Linked DNA regions of Mus musculus: regions 1 and 3 are each linked to region 2. The links are chromatin loops, found by intact Hi-C in ENCODE. Cell type or tissue: heart. All regions are shown on one strand. Region 1 overlaps Synpo2 (synaptopodin 2). Region 2 holds the start of Myoz2 (myozenin 2). Region 3 overlaps Synpo2 (synaptopodin 2).

Region 1 (2,500 bases), 51 kb before region 2:
AGGCAAAAGTAGAAAAATATTATTTAGTATTCGCTCCTCTTGTGGGATATATTACCCCACCTGGCTCATGAGTTCAGTGAGCATCTTGTAGTCTTTACTGTATTAAAAATATTGAGCTATTTTAAGATTGGTACACATAAAAGGATTAGCGTGTACTCTTATGGGTTAAAGAACCAAATGCTCTAAATATAGGATTGACTGACCCATGTAAGTTATTGTCATATCTGCCAGATGACATGGACCCATGGGCAGAGTGACGGATAGTTTAACTTAGCCCCCGGGTTGGTTCTGGGTATGTGTGAGTACACACAGTTATGTGTGTGCATGCCCACATGTGTGTGTGCGTGTATTTCAAAATGTTTCTACATTAACCTTACTTGACAAACTGAAAGAAGAACATAGAAAATGGAAGTCAGGGACAAGATGGTGAAAGTGATCAAATGCGTATTGAGGGGCAGAAGTTAGAACCTAAAGTCTGTAAAGAAGTAGACGCCAGCTGTCTGTGCTAAGTCATGTCTGTAAGCCCAGCACTCAAGGGACTAAAATAGAAGGGCCACTCAGAGGGCCAACCTCAGCTACAGAGTGAGACCCTGCTTTGAGCCAACCAACCAACCACTGGGGAGAAGGAGAAAGAAGAGAAAAAGAGTGTTGAGAGATTGTGTTTCTGAGGCACCAGGATCAACAACCAGGTAAAGCCAGGAACGGAGGTGTGGTTCAGTATAAGGAGGAAGTCCCCAGGCCAAGGATGCATGATGCCCTGGAAGGAAATTAGTCCTTTTCTGCAAGGCAGGGCCTGCGCAAGTTGTAAAGTCTCTCCTCTTAAGACCATTGAAAGTTTCTAGACGTTTTCCTTGAAAATAATTTGTAGACTAAAATTCTATTCCATGTTTAGCCCATATTTTAACACAGAAAACTATGATAAAGGGCTTTGTACTTAGCTGGCTGGAAATGGCGTGTGCATGCATGCAGAACGATAGTGAAGCTGGCGTCTTAGCCAAGAAACCCCAGAGAGGAGCGGCTGCGCACTAACCCGAGTTCAGAACAGAGCAGTAGGCTTTACAAAGATAACAATGGCGCGCTACTTCTGCAGGGCTCGCATCCTCAGCCAGGTCCCTGTGACTGTACGTACCAGAACGTGGATACAGACAGTGGAGGGCAGGGGCTCAGAAACCCTGGCCTTCACTTCAGACCATGTAGGAGAAGAATTTTTGAGTGGAGTCTGAGATGAGCTGACCTGAAAGGCGGTGTGAGGACAGCTAATGGGTCAGAGAGGGCTGTGACCTGACACGCTCAGGAAATCTGGAAAGGGAGAACACAGGTTGGCAAGCAGTTTTGGCAAAGAACCAGGAAGTTTGCTGCCTCGTGCCCACAAATGGTATGTGTTTCCCCATGGACCAGGAGAGGTCAGGAGCAAATGAGAGGTGACTGGAAGTCTCTAGGCTCCGGAGGGGGCAGATGGGTCCGAGCAGCTAGCTACAAGCTAAAGTAGACAGCTTCCTAGCTGAATCCAGAAGAGTTTCAAATTACCTCCTAGAATGCACAGAAACGGCTCATGTATCAATTGTTGCTGAGATGAAGTATGAAGACCAAGAGCAACCCGGGAAAGAAGGTTCGTTTCATCTTAGCGCTCCCAGGTCATACTCTATCACTGAGCAGGTCAGGGCAAGCACCCGAGGCAGGAACCGAAACAAAGGCTATGGATGAAGGCTGCTTATGACTTGCTCCCTCTGGCTTAGCCTGCTTTCTTATACACCCCAGGACACCCTGTCCAAGACCGGCACCACCCACAATGGGATGGCTCCTCCCATATCACAGGTTCATCAAGAAAATGCCTTACAAAGTTGCCTTCAAGCAACCTGGTGATGGTATCTTCTCAACTGAGGCTCCTCTTTCTTTCTTTTTTTTTTTTATATACATTTTTTATTAGGTATTTTCCTCATTTACATTTCCAATGCTATCCCAAAAGTCCCCCACACCCTCCCACCCACCCACTCCCACTTTTTGGCCCTGGTGTTCCCCTGTACTGGGGCATATAAAGTTTGCAAGTCCAATGGGCCTCTCTTTCCAGTGATGGCCTACTAGGCCATCTTTTGATACATATGCAGCTAGAGTCAAGAGCTCTGGGGTACTGGTTAGTTCATAATGTTGTTCCACCTATAGGGTTGCAGATCCCTTTAGCTCCTTGGGTACTTTCTCTAGCTCCTCCATTGGGGGCCCTGTGATCCATCCAATAGCTGACTGTGAGCATCCACTTCTGTGTTTGCTAGGCCCTGGCATAGTCTCACAAGAGACAGCTATATCTGGGTCCTTTCAGCAAAATCTTGCTAGTGTATGCAATGGTGTCAGCGTTTGGAAGCTGATTATGGGATGGATCCCTGGATATGGCAGTCTCTAGATGGTGAGGCTCCTCTTTCAAAATAACTCTAGGTTTTTGTTTGTTTGTTTGTTTTTGGTTTTTTGTTTTTGTTTGTTTGTTTGTTTGTTTTGTTTTTTTTTGTTT
Region 2 (2,500 bases):
GGTGTCATGAGGACTTAATACCAAGCCCTCGACATGCCACACTGTGAACTCTGAACCTGGAAGAAGTGAGCCAGGTGAATTGGGAAGTGTGTTCCAGAAAATAAGGAATCGTAAAAGGAAAATACCACACAGGATAGGAAAACTATGACCCTGTGATCAAAATCCAGCCAGGAAGCCAAGGTGGTTGACTCTGAGAACTTTTCCTGTTATAATTCCTTGAGGCAGAAGTCCTTCCTTCCCTCCAGACCTGGGAGAGGCTGGGCAACTTTGCAGAGGCAACTTCTATGGATGTCTTCCAAAGTATGATCCAGTTAGAAGCCTTGAGCTTCATGGCTTGGCCGATGTGAAACTCTCTTTATATTCCCATTCAAATATTACCTATTGTTAAAAGCTGCAACAATTCTCACCTTTGCTTACGGGCTGGCTCTGTTGACAAACTCATCACAGCCTTTGTTCGTGGTGAGGTACCATAGATATTGGCCATAATGTTCATTTTTAAAAAGGTTTTTTCTTCTCTCTCCCTACTACCCCCTTCCCCACCTCCCCTCCCTTTCTGCTAGGTCTCCCCCCTCCATGTGTGTGTGTGTGTGTGTGTGTGTGTGTGTGTGTGTGTCCATGCAGATACTGGAAGAGGCCAGAAAAACAATGTCTGATCCTCTGGAGCTGGAGTTACAGGCAGTTGTGAGCAACCATGTGGGTGACTGGGACTTGAACCCAGATCCCCTGAAAGATAGCAAGTGTTCTTAACCACTGGGCCATCTTTCCAGGGCCCCTACTGTTCATTTTTATTATGAATAATTTGTCATTTTGCTCTAATTAATATACATCTCTTATCCCCTCGACTAAGGTATGGGATAAGAACTACATCTTCAGAAAGTTTTTAAATCCATTTTGGCTGTGGTACTTTCCAACGGAAAGTGTTCAGTAAAAACATTCTTCAGGCCCAGTGAATGAATATTTCATTCAACTATCTCAGAGGCCAGAAATACAATAGAGAGAACCCAATGTGTCCCCGTCCCTCCCTTTCGCCAGGAAGATATGAGTAGCTAAAGTATTTGGTGCTATATATAGCCAGTTGATGTCAGCTGGATGCCAGTCTTCTCAGAAAGGCTCAGTCCCCTGTTTGAGTCAGATCGAGGGACCATGCCGTTCCAGGTTCAAGGATAAAACCCATTGGGCCCAAGTGCCGTCATATTCCACCTTCAGTGCCTTCCTCCACAATTGGGATTCACCCCTGCTGAAAAGCGCAGCCTGACAGCAAGGTGAGTGGACGGTTTCCTAAAATGTTTTATTAGTCAGTTGGCCCCAGAGGTTCAGAGTTATGTGACTCATAAAAGGATGGTAACCCTTTGCTGTAAAGGGTAGCTTTCAACGCTGACTTAAAATGTACCAAATAGTCTGGCTGAATGTGACCTCTTCCTCACTCTTAAGAGTTTGCTGGGAGTGATGTCTCCTGATGCTCGTGGGATGACAGCCAGGAGAGAAGCACTGTCAGATGAGAAATAACATGTAGGAAAGAGAGGGGAGAGCAAGGAGGCTGGCCCCCTCCCTGTTCCTCAATGCATAGTGGTCAATGTACTGGGTCATGTACAGAGGCTGGGTCGGAGACTGTCACCCTCTGCCCTGGGACATGAGCTGCTGATAGGCATGTGCAGTGTAGACAGACAAGCAGTCTATGTTGGCCTTTCAGTAAAAAAGCAGTAGCTGATTCGTACTAACGAAGGGAGATTTTCTCTTTCAGAAAGGATGATTGTAAAGAACCCTTCACACTGCCTCAATCATGTCCCCTTACTTTCAACAGGGAACAAAAAACTATGCTATCACATAGTGCCATGGTGAAGCAAAGGAAACAGCAAGCATCAGCCATCACGAAGGAAATCCATGGACATGGTACCACTAAAAGCTCTTCATCGTCTTAATGTAGCATGGCACGGATTTAGGTCCTTTCTGATGTTAATATTCTATAGTTTACTTCCTGTCTACCATAACAAACGTGAGACGCCTGGGGGGCTTGGGGGTGGTCGCTGTAGAGAAGCCTATGGCAATGCATCCCTTTGCAGCCATCCTTCCTCATCTGAAAGCTATTTTCAGATGAACAACTGCTGCAGAAGGAATGAAGCAAGCTGACAGCTGATGCTCACTCCCGGGCCCGCCTCTCACATTATCAGTGAACTTGATGCTTGTTAATTTTGTTTGCTTATAGACAATGGTCACACAGCCCTATCTTTTTTGTTCTTTCGTGATTACTTTTACTTTGTATTACTTAAAAAATTCAAAATACGTTCTACCAGCCTTTGAAATTTTTCAAAACAAACAACTGACTGCATAGAATTTCATGTTCAGTGTTTAACCCTGACACCAGCATTCACAATTAGCAATTGATTTACTAACATAGATTGCATGCAAAACCAACTTTATTAATACTTTCTGAAAATGAGTTTTTTTTGTGAAAACAACTTAATTTTAATATTTGACAGATGCAAGATATTATTTCAATAAT
Region 3 (2,500 bases), 58 kb before region 2:
AAAGTACAAGAACGTCGTATGCCGTAAACTGCGGGCCCCGCTGCAAAGTTCAAAGACCACTTTCCCAGATCCCTCCGCCTCTTACAGGCCCTGTGCATGCAGGAGGGGTGGGTGGCAGGCACCGGCCTCTCTCTGCAGCCTTCTGGTTTCCCGGTAGTCCTACTCCCGGCTTGGGAGTAAGGGAGACTGTGAGCTTTCTTGTTTGTTCTGGCAGAACTCCAACATGCACTGTGGCTTCTTCCGGTCTTGCAGCTCCAGTGCATGTAAGGAGCAGTGTAGGCTGCTGCGAGCTCCTTCTGCACTTCTGATGCTCTTCCCAGGGCAGCTTTATCCAATCTAGACTCTTATTAAAATGTAATTAAATAATGCTACACATTATAAGCCTTTAAGATGGCACTTTCAGCTATTTCAATAGAATGCAGCTTATAGTAATAGAAGTATTTTAATAAGCTATAATTTATTCACTGGGTTCTTTTCAGAAGTTGGTAAAAATTGCTATAGTAACTGCTGTCGTGCCTTAAAATAGATTATTCAAATTAAATTTTATTGCCTATGCCTTCAATTCCTTTATGCAAATGCATGCAATGCAGACTTGGTGGCATGGGGTAAATGCCTTTAGTAGTTCCCATGCTTATTTGCAGGGAGGGGATTTACAGACTTTGGGAAGGATGACCGGAGGCAACAGACACCTAGTGCTCAGCATTCCGACCAGCACACAGTCAGTCTGTCAGCTCACAGTCAGTCTGCATCTCTAAAATGAAGAGATCAAAGAAGAATACACACAGATTTCTCCATAGCATGGCTCTCTCTGAACTTACGCTGAGAGCTACTGTTTTTATATTTTATCTTTTTTAAAATAGAACATCAGAAACCAACTACTCTTCTGTATTCTGGCCCACTCTGATCCAGCAGAGAGATGAGGTCAGGGGTGGTGTTTCTGGCCAGCACAGCTGCCTATGTTCTGGGAGCACGGGGAGGCAGGGCTGCCTTGGCACTCTCCGAGGCCTGCATCGCTCACCCCACTTCAAAGTCAAGGCCTGCTTCTATTTTTGTCTAGGGTCGGCAGCCCGCCCATGCAGTTGCCTCTTGAACAAAAGGTTCTGCCAGATCTCTGACACCTTTGAGCCACACAGTCTCATCACACAATAATAAAAATGGTCATGATTCGTTGTGCTGTGTGGCATTCAGTTTAGAAACTCTTCTACCCAGAATCTTGAAATGGCAGACAGCATTATTCCTACTTTACAATTTCAAGAACAGTTGAGCCCTAGTGAGAAACCGGACACCACAAGCCCATACCTGTGTGGAGTCTGAATTCCCATTCCTCCAGCCTGCTGGCTCTTACAGCCCTTGGCCTCTCTCCCAAAGGATCGTCTTTAAACGTGAGATAAAGCGTAGAAGTCTATTGTTTTGGTGCTTGTTTTAGTTTGTTTTCCATTGCTGCGATAAAACACCATGTTCAAAAGCAACTTGGGAGAGGCAAGGGTTAATTTCATCTCACAGCTTACAGTCTTTCACCAGGGGAAGTCAGGACAGGAACTCAGGCGTGAACCTCGAAGCAGGAACCATTTTGATGTTTATTTATTACATTCGTCAAACTGTCTTAAAATGTTCGGTTCCTTGGCTTCATTTCTGATAAAACAGATAGACACACACATAGATAGACACAGTCCAAAAGATAGAGATACATAAACTGCCTATCAGTTAGGTCATTTGTCTGTTGCAAGCAGAATAATAATGTAAACTTGTAAGGACTTCCCCATTTTCTTTCCTTTCTTTTGTTTTTGTTTTTGTTTTTGTTTTTCCAGACAGGGTTTCTCTGTGTAGCCCTGGCTGTCCTGGAACTCACTCTGTAGACCAGGCTAGCCTCGAACTCAGAAATCCACCTGCCCCTGCCTCCCAAGTGCTGGGATTACAGGCGTGTGCCACCACCACCCGGCTCTTCTGCATTTTCTTGATAAAAGATTGTAACAGTTGCATTTCCAAAATTTTCACTTGAGAGTATTGTGAAGAGGTGGATAGAAGACACAAGAACAAAAGCAAATGAGAGGTTTCCTCATCCTCCAACATCAAGCTAGACTATATTTAAATCACCTCGAAAAAAAATATTTGCTATATATTTAAATACCTCTAGACAGGGATGGACATGGAGCTCAATGGGTAGAGCACCAGCTCTCATGTACCAGGTCCTGGGTTCAGTCTCCAGCCTCGCATAAACTAGGGGTAGCAGAGAATGGCTGTAATTCTATAACTCAGGAAGTGGAACAGGAGGATCAGAAGTTTAAGGCCATCTTTGGCCATTTTGAGGCAACTGTGTGCTATATGAAACCCTGCCTCTAAAATTAAAGAAACAATAAAGTGTGTCGGAATCTTAACAGAATTTTTTCCAGTGTTAAACTGCTCCTCTTTGGGTAAATTCTAGCTGAAGCTGGATATGACCCTACAAATCTGGTGAGGGGAAGATACTATTTCCAGACACATAATAAACGCGAAATCAACT

The links. A loop is a pair of places that touch in the nucleus more often than their neighbours do. Peaks named below come from ENCODE experiments on the same cell type or tissue, not always from the same donor. Only the 100,000 strongest peaks of a DNase experiment are listed, where the experiment ranks them.
Region 1: it touches region 2 in a loop (3-fold over the local background); 7 of 42 quality-filtered maps call a loop at or near these places.
Region 3: a loop joins it to region 2, with 7 times the contacts of the local background. A loop is called at or near these places in 6 of 42 quality-filtered maps.

Annotation. Positions count from the first base shown.
Region 1 is chr3:123,084,896-123,087,395 of GRCm38, reverse strand. All of the region lies in intron 4 of Synpo2 (synaptopodin 2), which reads left to right. Among named protein-coding and RNA genes, the nearest start is that of Myoz2, 51 kb to the right of the region's middle. In heart, no CTCF peak of the experiment used is centred here; a DNase peak (open chromatin) is centred at 1,325.
Region 2 is chr3:123,033,582-123,036,081 of GRCm38, reverse strand. Myoz2 (myozenin 2) reads left to right here and starts at 1,095. Exons shown (of 6, transcript NM_021503.2): 1 at 1,095-1,262; 2 at 1,802-1,890. The coding sequence starts at 1,815. In heart, no CTCF peak of the experiment used is centred here; a DNase peak (open chromatin) is centred at 1,141; H3K4me3 peaks cover 1,479 bases; H3K27ac peaks cover 2,059 bases.
Region 3 is chr3:123,091,162-123,093,661 of GRCm38, reverse strand. The region is part of intron 4 of Synpo2 (synaptopodin 2); the gene reads left to right. Among named protein-coding and RNA genes, the nearest start is that of Myoz2, 57 kb to the right of the region's middle. In heart, no CTCF peak of the experiment used is centred here; a DNase peak (open chromatin) is centred at 991; H3K27ac peaks cover 2,307 bases.